Regions from separate parts of the Homo sapiens genome. Here all the other regions are linked to region 2. The links are chromatin contacts, found by Hi-C in ENCODE. All regions are on one chromosome and are shown on one strand. Each heading gives the region's core, a stretch centred on a gene start or an enhancer-like site at or near the end of the contact. The rest is flanking DNA. Distances are from core to core; before and after follow the strand shown.

What was found. A loop is a pair of places that touch in the nucleus more often than their neighbours do. Pooled maps may share reads with other maps.
Region 1: a map of MCF 10A shows a loop between it and region 2 (15-fold over the local background). The contact joins two enhancer-like sites. A Hi-C loop is called at or near these places in 4 of 168 maps with a recorded cell type or tissue (HCT116, MCF 10A, PC-3 and 1 more), 2 of 37 single-sample maps with no recorded cell type and 5 of 50 pooled maps.
Region 3: a map of MCF 10A shows a loop between it and region 2 (11-fold over the local background). The contact joins two enhancer-like sites. A Hi-C loop is called at or near these places in 14 of 168 maps with a recorded cell type or tissue (B cell, CD14-positive monocyte, CD4-positive, alpha-beta T cell and 10 more), 21 of 37 single-sample maps with no recorded cell type and 22 of 50 pooled maps.

What each region holds. Positions count from the first base shown.
Region 1 is chr2:75,237,519-75,240,745 of GRCh38, forward strand. The region is part of intron 2 of TACR1-AS1 (TACR1 antisense RNA 1); the gene reads left to right. It overlaps LOC107985900 (a long non-coding RNA gene), which reads right to left. Exons shown (of 2, transcript XR_001739546.2): 2 at 1-344. Among named protein-coding and RNA genes, the nearest start is that of TACR1, 40 kb to the left of the region's middle. Within about 2 kb of position 1,558, at least 4 of the 41 ENCODE cell types and tissues checked have a DNase peak (open chromatin) inside an H3K27ac peak, as active enhancers do.
Region 2 is chr2:74,692,672-74,696,282 of GRCh38, forward strand. It overlaps a transcript of SEMA4F not described here. Among named protein-coding and RNA genes, the nearest start is that of SEMA4F, 40 kb to the left of the region's middle. Within about 2 kb of position 1,810, at least 2 of the 41 ENCODE cell types and tissues checked have a DNase peak (open chromatin) inside an H3K27ac peak, as active enhancers do.
Region 3 is chr2:75,618,807-75,622,174 of GRCh38, forward strand. LOC124906026 (a long non-coding RNA gene) reads left to right here. Exons shown (of 3, transcript XR_007087115.1): 3 at 1-3,368. Among named protein-coding and RNA genes, the nearest start is that of MRPL19, 26 kb to the right of the region's middle. Within about 2 kb of position 1,670, at least 2 of the 41 ENCODE cell types and tissues checked have a DNase peak (open chromatin) inside an H3K27ac peak, as active enhancers do.

The DNA.
Region 1 (3,227 bases), core at 308-2,807, 540 kb after region 2:
GCAAGAAGCTGTGGGAAGTGTGGTCCACTTGAGTCTCAGTCTCAACAGATGATTGTAGCAGGGGAGCAAGTCCCTGCCTGAGTGTGCATGAGTGCACCCATTTTCCTTTCTCTCTCCTTGGAGCAGTGCAATGGCTGCAACCATGTCTGTAAATCTCCAGTATCTGGGGTCAAAATGGCACCCAGCTGAGGCTGCTCCAGGCTCAGATGCCTGCGGAATTCTGTGTGGTTTCTGTTTCTGGAGCAATATCTCTGTGCAAACTTTAGGCAGCTCCACATGTGCCCTTGCACTTCCTACTTTTGGAGAGACCTGTAGTGCCAACTGTCACATCCATATCTTGTGTCCTAGATAGTAAAGGAGAAGATCAATTGCCAGTGATGGTCAATTATAAGCTAGTTGAAAAAAGTGATGTGAGGCAATAGGGACACAATTAGACTTTCTGGTTTATAAGAGCATAAACTTGAAACAATGCTTTATCTTTCACTCAGCTCTACCAGAAGTGCCTCATTACACACCCTCATTCTCAGGACCAAATCTATTTTGATTAACTTTTAACTAAGAAAAAGAGCTGTCAACATGAATCCTTAAAATTATTTGTGTCTCTAAAAGACAGCTGAACTGTAGTAAATATTTAATACTAAAAGCACAAAATGGACAAATGTTCAAATTAATAAATTTTTCTTCTGACTCCCATTAAAGAAAATAATAAATCCAGAATTTATGAAGCAAGTTTTGTTTAAGCATCCTTCAAAAATACACTGTAGATGCTTTACTTTATTTTTCTAAATTTTGCATTTTAGAAACTTTTAAAACTATAGAAATAGTGAAAGAATAGTGTAATGAACTCCTACATATTTTTAATTTACACTTATTCATTATTAATATTTTGTCACCATTACTTATTTACCTATGTCATCTATCTACAGATATATATATTTCTGGCCAAATTGTTTGAAAGTTGAGTGCAGACATCAGAACAGTTCATATCTAAATACTTCAACCCATATCTCATAAGAACAAAGCCATTCTTACACATGTGCTATCTTTACTAGGTATTTTTCAAGATTGTTGAAAGGATAGAATGATATAATATGTTTAAAAGTACCTTTCAATAAAGTTTACTTTATTAAACTTTAGGAGCTCAACCACTACAAACATTATTCTGAGCTTTATAGACCCCAGTTTACCTTATCAGCAAACTGTTTTTAAGTCTCACATAATTTTCTTACTGCTTGATGATTTTATTTTTAACTCTGAAAAACCTTGACTTTATTCTGAGTATAGTGTGACAGATATAAACATTGTCATATTTCAAGTAACACATCAATTGTCTCAGCATCTCTTACACAATATTCCTCCCTTTCTTTTGACCCTGAATTATAGCAGTCTCTTGCGCGCACACACACACACACACACACACACACACATACACAAACTCCTCACTTGACATGGTTCTGATATGCATGGATTTTAGTTACCATGGTTTGATTAAATGACACCAGTCTCCTAACAACATAATTAAATTTCAGTTATCATGGTATATCGTGAGTGCTTGTATAAGGTACAAGTTTCAGCCCACAAATGACTACATTAAAAAAAAATGTGCATCATCATCCATGATCAGCAACATTCTTTTAAATTCTGTCTATGACTAGTCACTGTGCAACTGTTATTCAGTCTATGTACACACAGAAAAGTGTGAAGTTTTAGTCCCTCCTTGTCTCACAATGATAAATACGTGATGTTTTACAAAAGATGAATAATAAAAAGAAGAAATTCGCCAGCAAAACTGAAAGCGCAACAAAGAAAGTGATAAACTAGAAGTAGAGGTAGAATTGAACATAAATGGAGTTATAAAAGAAATAAATGACCATAAAAATGTTGACACTGCTGTCATTGGAGAAATTCTAGATAAGTAGCCAGAAGGAACTTAGTAAAAGTCTACTTAATGGTGTAAATAAGGAAAGTGGTTCTGACGAAAAGAATGAAGATGTCCTTGAGGAAGCGCTGCCAGGAATAAACTCAGCATTAAAAGAATTCTCAGAGACATTTTACAGCATTGAAAGTGCAAAGGGTAAAATAATGTAAACGGATCCAAACTTAAGAAGGAATATGACAAGTTGCCAAGATATAGAAGTGAAGCTTGCTTCCTATCATAAGATATACCATGAGAAGAAGGTAAGCAATGTTAAAATGACTCTTGGTGAGTTTTTTTGCAGATAAATGTAGCGCTTTAATTATCAATGTTTCTAAAATTTCAGCGTGCTAAATAAACATTAGTTTTGCCATTTTCCGCATTTTTCTATGCATTTGTAACTAACCACAGGATAATTTTTTAAAAATTTATGAAAGATTATAATTTTCCTATTGATTATTAAAATTGTTATGCATGGTATTGGCTTGCATGGTCATTTTCACAGTTTCTTTTCTGTTTAATTCAGACATCTGTATTTTATTTTAGTGTTGCCAAAAGTATACTGTCTTGAGTATCATAGCTTTTAAAATCTGTTTTATCATGTGTCAGAGCATGCTCTCCACCCTTATTATTCTTACTATTAAAAATTCTTTACTATTCTCTCTCTTTAGGTAAATTTCAAACTAATTTTGTCAAATTCCAGCTCCCATGGAGGTTTGATTAAAATTACGTTAAATACAATACTCATTTGGAAAAATTATTGTGTTTATAATACTGCCTCCTCCCTTCAAGAATATAATTGTCGCTGGGCGTGGTGGCTGACGCCTGTAATCCCAGCACTTTGGGAGTCTGAGGCCAGCAGATCACCTAAGGTCAGGAGTTCGAGACCAGCCTGACTAATATGGTAAAACCCCATCTCTACTAAAAATACAAAAATGAGAGAGGCATGGTGGCGGGCGCCTATAGTCCCAGCCACTCAGGGGGCTGAGACGGGAGAATTGCTGGAACTCAGGAGGCAGAGGTAGCAGTGAGCTGAGATAGTGCCACTGTACTCCAGCCTGGGCAACAGAGCGAGACTCCGTCTCAAAAAAAAAAAAAATTGTTGATCCTTCTCTCACAGCCTCCTGAGTGGTACCCTCCTCCTGCCAGTGCCTGAGCTGATGGTGGGAACAGCATGCCTGTGCCCACTGTTCGAAAAAGCCAGAGCCCCATTCCCACCCTGGACACCTAGGCCTGCATGCTCATGCTCTGCATGGCTGTAGCCCTTGTGGTTGGTGGCACCTTGGAGCTCCTGGGCACGAAGCAGCTCATG
Region 2 (3,611 bases), core at 560-3,059:
GGGCCATGGTCACCTGGGAAATCAAACCCAGAGTAAGCTTTTTTGGAGCCCACAGATCTGAGGCTTCTGTTCAGAGGGGCAGGGACCAGGCAGAGCAGACCAGCTTGGTTTTTCACAAAGGTGGGAGTGAGTTGGAAAGTGGCCTTAGGTCACAAACACTAGCCACTTTAAGAGAAATGCAGCTCATCTCACTGACCTTGAAATGAGTTTTGCATGTGCACACACGAGTGTGTTTATTTGTGGGTGAAAGAAATTTATCTAAACAATTACATACATATGCTCGTAATAAAGCATTTAGGACATGCTGAAAAGTAAATAAAAATAAGAATCACTTCAAAACCCATAGGCCAGAGATACAATCTGTAAATATATTTTGGTGGATTTCCTTTCAGACTTTTCTCTATGTATATATTCAACATAGGGATATAAATAGATATTTTCAATAAACATAGTATGATACTATTTTGTAAACTGCTTCTTCCATTTGATACTATATCTTGGGTACTTTTCCACAATAAAATGTTATTCTATATCATCATCCTGCATAGGATTCTGTTGCTTGATATTTCTTATTTTAACTAACCTTCCATTGATTAACATCACATCATTTGAAAATAATACATTTGTTTCTTTCTTCTCTTTCTTATTTCAGCATGTTGGCTGGAACTTCCAGAACTGGCCCAGACAGAACTCATTCTTGACTTGAACCTGATTTTATAGCAGTGCCTTTAGTATTTCACCATTGTTTTTCACACTTCCTCTTGGTTTCTAATAGGTTTGTAATACAGAGGGAGTCTTTGCATTACCTCTAACACTAACAGGGTTTTATATTTTTCTTTTAAGAGGATAGGATGGATGTTGAATTATGTCAAATATCTTCATAAGCAGCCAGTAAGATGATGGTATAGTTTTTCTCCTTTAGCCTGTGAATGTCCTAGTGCTGAAGCCACGTTGGTTCCTAAGATCATCCCTGTGTTAGTGGTTTTGCAGATCGGGAAGGTGAAGTTGTTGCCTTGAAAATATTTCAGAAAAGGTAGCATGCTTTATAACCTGTGCTATACCTGCTCTTTTTAACTGTAAATCAAGGAAATTGTCCTCTATCAGTTCATAGGGTGTTTCCTCATTTTTTTTTTATTGCTACAGTGTTCCTTTGTGTGGTTGTGTCATAGTTTGTTTATTCAACCAGTTCCCAGTAGTGATAGATATTTGAGGTGTTTCCAGTCTTCTGCTGCAGTAAGCAACCCCATAAATCCATTATTTTGTAGGTGTGTGGATATACTTTAAAGTAAATTCTCAGAAACGGGACTGCTGTGTTAGAATGAACCAGGAAGCTTTCAGCCTTTTAGAGATAGATTACTAACAGATAAACTCTGATAGACTCAGGTAAACAGAGTTTAGACAACTTGGCTATAATATATTCCTATGTTTGATAAAACATCTGCAGACAAGACAGTTGAGCCTGGAATTGCTGCACGTGTGTGTGCATGTGTGTGTGCGTGCTTCTTTCATACCTTTTATGCTTTCTTCTTGATATTCATGCTTTCTCATAGCGATTCACATCCTTCAGTCTCTCATTTTTTTTAATGCACTTAGATTTTCCAGCACATGATGGAAGCAAGGAAGGTGATGAAATCATTGTTAGACATTGAGCAGCTTGGGGCCAGACACCTTGGCAGGTGCTCTGAGTATATTATTTCGAACTCTCATTTCAACCACACCAAGAGCCCTTTTGAACTCTTTTTACAAAATGAGGAACCCAGAGCTCAGTTTGCTCAAGGTCCCCAGCTAGGAAGTAGTAAATGCAGAGTTTGAAGCCAAGTCTATCTGCTCCACAGCCATATCCTCTTTATTAGCCACACCCATCCAGGATTTTTCCCCCAGCGTTCCTATTCCCAGTCATTCCCAGCTAACAATGAGTTGGGAAAGACTGATGCGTGGTGACATGTCCTAATAGTTAAAAACAATACCATTCAGCTTCTGGCTTATTCTTTTAAATAACAGCTCTGTGTTGCTATCTTCATTTTGATGCCAATCAGGTAAAATTAACAAACACTTGTGGAACATCTTTCAGGTGGAAAGCATGAGGCTAGTTGCTGTAGGGAATACAGAAGTGTAAGTCAAGACTTATGCTGGACAAGCTGAAGCTTAGTCTTGCCAAGCAATATGTACATTGACTGGTTAATGTAGCCTGTTTCTTTTTAGTGCTGAATAATATTCTATTGTCTGGATGTGCTGCAGTTTATTTATCCACTCGCCTCCTAAAGGACATCTTGGTTGCTTCCAGGTTTTGGCAATTATGAATGAAGCTGTTATAAACATACATGTGCAGGTGTTTTTGTGGATATGTTTTCAACTCCTTTTAGTAGATACTGAGGACTGTGATAGCTGGGAGGAGAATTTTTTTTATTATTTGAAATTTTGTTTTTGAACTAAAATGGTTTTTAAGGAATAAAAAGAGGAAAATTGTTGTGCTGGGATCTCTGCGTGTCTCAGCAGGTTATAGCAACACTGTCCACAACAGCATCAGACACTCAGCCAGATGTGAGTCGAGTTGCCTCCCGTGTAGCTGGGAGCAGACTCAATTGCAGAGCTGGTGTCTTATACTCGTAGAGCTCCTCTATCCTCCTTGAACCTTCAGGCTCTGTCTCCATGCTTCTCACACAATGATCTCCTTTGCACAACCTCAGAGCACAACAGTGCTTCTTTTCTGCACAGAGCACTCCCCTGTCTGGACTTTTGTCGTCCTCAGCCTTGCCTTTTTCTCTCCAAATGTAGCAGAGCAGTTGGCTCACCTTGTTTTCCATATCCTCTACCCATGGATTTCTGTTATCCCTACTCCCTCATCCCTACAACCCTCAACAGAAGTAAATCCAAATCAATGAATAAAACAACTGGACTTTGTCATATAGAGGGTAATTCCCCAAGAAACAGGACGCTGTATTAAACTCTTTCAAAAGAGTAAATGAGTTACCTTTTATATGACCAAATTGCTTTCTAAAAGGACTAATCCAAGTTAAAGTGCAAATTTAAAAGCCTCTGAATAAAGCCTAAGAGAGAAGTACATGGCATGGACGATTGACAAATATAATCCAAGAGCAGGAAGTAACCAGATATGAATTGTGAGATGCTGGGAATTCTCCCGAAGTTGGTGTCAAACATACTCATTAAACTTGATACTGTCTGTACAACGAAAGGGCACAGAAGGGAGTGGTAATACAACACAGGGTGCGATCCAGGAAAATACCTTATTTATAGAAGAGCAAGGCTGTAAGGGACTGAGAGCATACAGGGCCACCCTAGTCTCACAGCTGAGCAAATTCAGGGAAGCCAGGGCCCCACCTAAAATCAAATCTGAACCTCTGCCACCTAGTTCAGCACTCTTTGCCCATTTAGAAGGCATTCTGAAGTGATTTTGAAAAAATCTTTATTAATTTCTTTTTTGCAAAGTTAAAATATTCATGATTAAAAATATATATATAAAAGTTTGTATACTGAAAAACATCTCTCCTGCCTCTTTTTTTTTTTTTTTTTTTTTTTTAATTGAGACGGAGTCTCACTCTTTCGCCCAGGCTGGAGTGCAGTGGTATGATCTTGGCTTACTGCAACCTCCA
Region 3 (3,368 bases), core at 420-2,919, 930 kb after region 2:
GACTGGGACCCACCACATGAGATGAGCTGTGAAATTTTCCACTTGTGGTGTCGTGTCAGTGCTCAAAGAATTTAGGCTTTTGGATTTTCAGATTAGAGATGCTCAGTGTTTATGATAAATAACAATTTCTTCAGTGTTTACTAGCAAAGATAGGAAGCTTCATGAGATATTCCTAATTTACTCTTAATTTATTTTTTACAACTGCATGTTTGGTATTTGACATTATCTTTCTTCTCTTAGCCCATTGGTTGGCAATCTATAGCCCATGAGCCAAACCCAGCCCATCACCTATTTGTACACAGCCCATGTGTATTAACCTCATCTTTTCTATATTCTGAGGCTTTGACATCTGGAGCCTTGGTAACACTGGAGATTGCCTCTCCTAGGATTAGCTAACTCCTAAAGATGAACTCACCCATGAGTGTGATTTTCAAATACAAACCAACCAAATCCAGAGCCCACAACCCCAATCATCTCCTTTATTGAGCTTTCACACTCCAGGCATTTATCCACCTGCCCTAATTACCCCAGGACCAGGTATCAGACAACCAGGCATAGTTTTTATCCCCAGAGCCCACTGTAATTATTCAAACCAGCCAAGCTTAAACCTGCATATCTAGCTTACTCCATTCCTTTCCACAAAAATCACAATAAAGGCTCTAGCAATCTTTCCCTCCCCCTTTGCCTCCTGACCAGCCCCAATGCTTCCAACACACAGGCCCTGTGTGGGCCCCCAAGGTGTGACATGCCTCCTTCTCTTGGGAGCTGCGAGTAACAAGTCACAAACTATGTTTTCTTTCTTCTTTTTTGTTTGTTTGTTTTGAGACAGAGTCTCACTCTGTTGCCCAGGCCAGAGTGCAGTGGTGCGATCTTGGCTCACTGCAACCTCCATCTCCCAGGTTCAAGTGATTCTCTTAGTTCAGCCTCCTGAGTAACTGGGACTACAGGTGTGCACCACCACACCCAGCTACTTTTGTATTTTTAGTAGAAACAGGGTTTCACCATGTTGGCCAGGCTGCTCTGAAACTCCTGACCCCAAATGATCCACCCACCTTGGCCTCCCAAAGGGCTGGGATTACTGGGATGAGCCACTGCGCCTGGTCGACAAACTGTTTTTGAAGGCAATCATCTCTCAATCTGTTGGCCTTCCTGGAGCTCAAATTTTCTATTAATACACTATCTTTTAAAACATCATGAGCTAAGAATGGCTTTTACATTCATACATGCTTGAAACAAATCAAAAGACTGTTTCCTGACACATGAAAATTATGTAAAATTCAAATTTTATTGGAACCCAGCCATTGTCATTCCATTACACATCATCTGTGGCTGCGTTTGTGCTATGATGGTAGAGTTGCAGAGTCGTGACAGGAAACTTATAGTCTATAAAACCTAAAATATTTACTATCTTTACAGAAATAGTTTGCTGACTCCTGCCTTAATGTATAGACATGTTTGCTATTTTATTGGTTTACTTAAGCTATAAACTTGTGTAACCCATTGCTTTCTATGTATAGTATAGATCTGTTTATAATCTGAAAACTTCAGAATCTCTAGGTCTAGGTTTCTTCCTATAGTCTATCCCAAATTACTGAGCCTCCAGTGTTTTATTGATTTTTTAAATGATCCTTAGTAAAAATATTTTACATTGTGACTCAAGACACTCACATAAATAATAGAAACAAATTTCATGAAGCATTACTCATTCTTAATGTGTGAATCACTTTGACAGTTTCCGTTCTCTTCTACTCCAGTTTTTTAAAGTACCAGTCAAAAATCTACCAATTTCACACCCCACTTATGGGTCAATGCACACATGTTAATAAACATCATGAATCTAACAGATTCAAATCTAAACAACACAAAATGTTTCTCTTCTACACTGTCTACCAAGGAAGACGAGTACAGAAACAGCAATAAAGTTTAGATGATATGAGTTTAAAAGAAGTCTTTAGAAGCAAAGAGGGATAGAGCTATTTTTTTTTCATGGCATTGTTGGGTAGTTTCATCAAGAAAGATCTTGAAAGATGGTCAGGAAATCCTGGTAGAGAAGAAAAAATTGGGGGAGGGCACAACTCGCCCCATGTCAGAATGACATGCTCTGTAACAGAAACTCCACAGGTTAAGAACAAGGTCTTAAGAAATTTTTTATTTCTAGTCCCTAGTGTAATGTTTTACACAAAGTAGTTGCTCAGTAATTGTTTGTTATGTGTCCACTGAGTAATTGCTCCAGGACCTATTTGAGCCCAACTCTACCCACCTCTAAATATGTAAATTTGAGTTCTTATATCCTATTTTTTCCCACTACTTTTCACTCCTATTGGGTCATTTTAATTAATGCAACTGACTTTTTTTGAAGGTATACTGTGGTTAATGTTTGAAACCAAGATCCCAAATTTGTTTCTACTGCTCTGGCTGCCATGTTTGATTCTTAAGAAATTCATCAGAAGGGACCCAGCATTCAAACCCACACTGTGTTGCTGGTAGGCTTCCACTGTGAATCTCTTTGTTTGGTCTATCAGCCTCAAGGATCTTCTGTATGTGAGCTTAAGACCTCGAGAGGCCAGGCCAGGGCTGCCTGCTCTACACTTCCTTTTTCTGAATGCACCCGGGCCCACTCGCCTGTCCCTCTTACTACAGAGAAGCCAGGAAGAAACAAATGGATTTCTGCCTCTTTACACTCACATTCCAAAGGTTCTGCTTCTACATGATGCCATGTGAAGTCCAGTGCCCCTCCAAGACTCCCAAGATTCTTCATGGTCCCTTTGGCTCTGAGTCCTAGCTTTTCATGAACTCGTGATATCACTTGTGTTTGTTTCCTGTGATGGGTTGTCTCTTTTCTTTACCCCATTTCCAGGATTCGTCATTCACCCCAACCCAAGCCAATCCACAAGGCTTTTCCCCAGAATTTGGGATAGTGGAGATGTATGTCACCATAAGTCTAGCTGTTCTTTTCGTCCTAAATATTATCTGCTTCTCTGTTTTCTAGGTCAGGCATGTCACTCTCTTCCGGTATGCCTTAAAAATCAATAGCTTGCTTTATTAAGCAGAAAATAGCAGAGTTCGCCTTCCTTGTAGTTCTGGGCCTCTCTGCCTGTACCAAACTCATCCATTCTGGACAAAATAAATTGTTCGTAATGGGTTTCTCCATTTCAGCAGTGTACTAAGGGGGTGATGGAGGATGGGAGTGGTCTGCCCTGGGTGCAATAAGGGAGCGCCTGGGTGTAAATAATTTAAAAGCAATAATAAACTCAACTGAATATTCATCTGCTTTCTATTATCACCATGTGCCAGCAATTCTAACAATCTCAGCAATAAAATACTCCTCCCCACTGGAACCACTCCCACTGTTACCCTTGCCCAGTAGG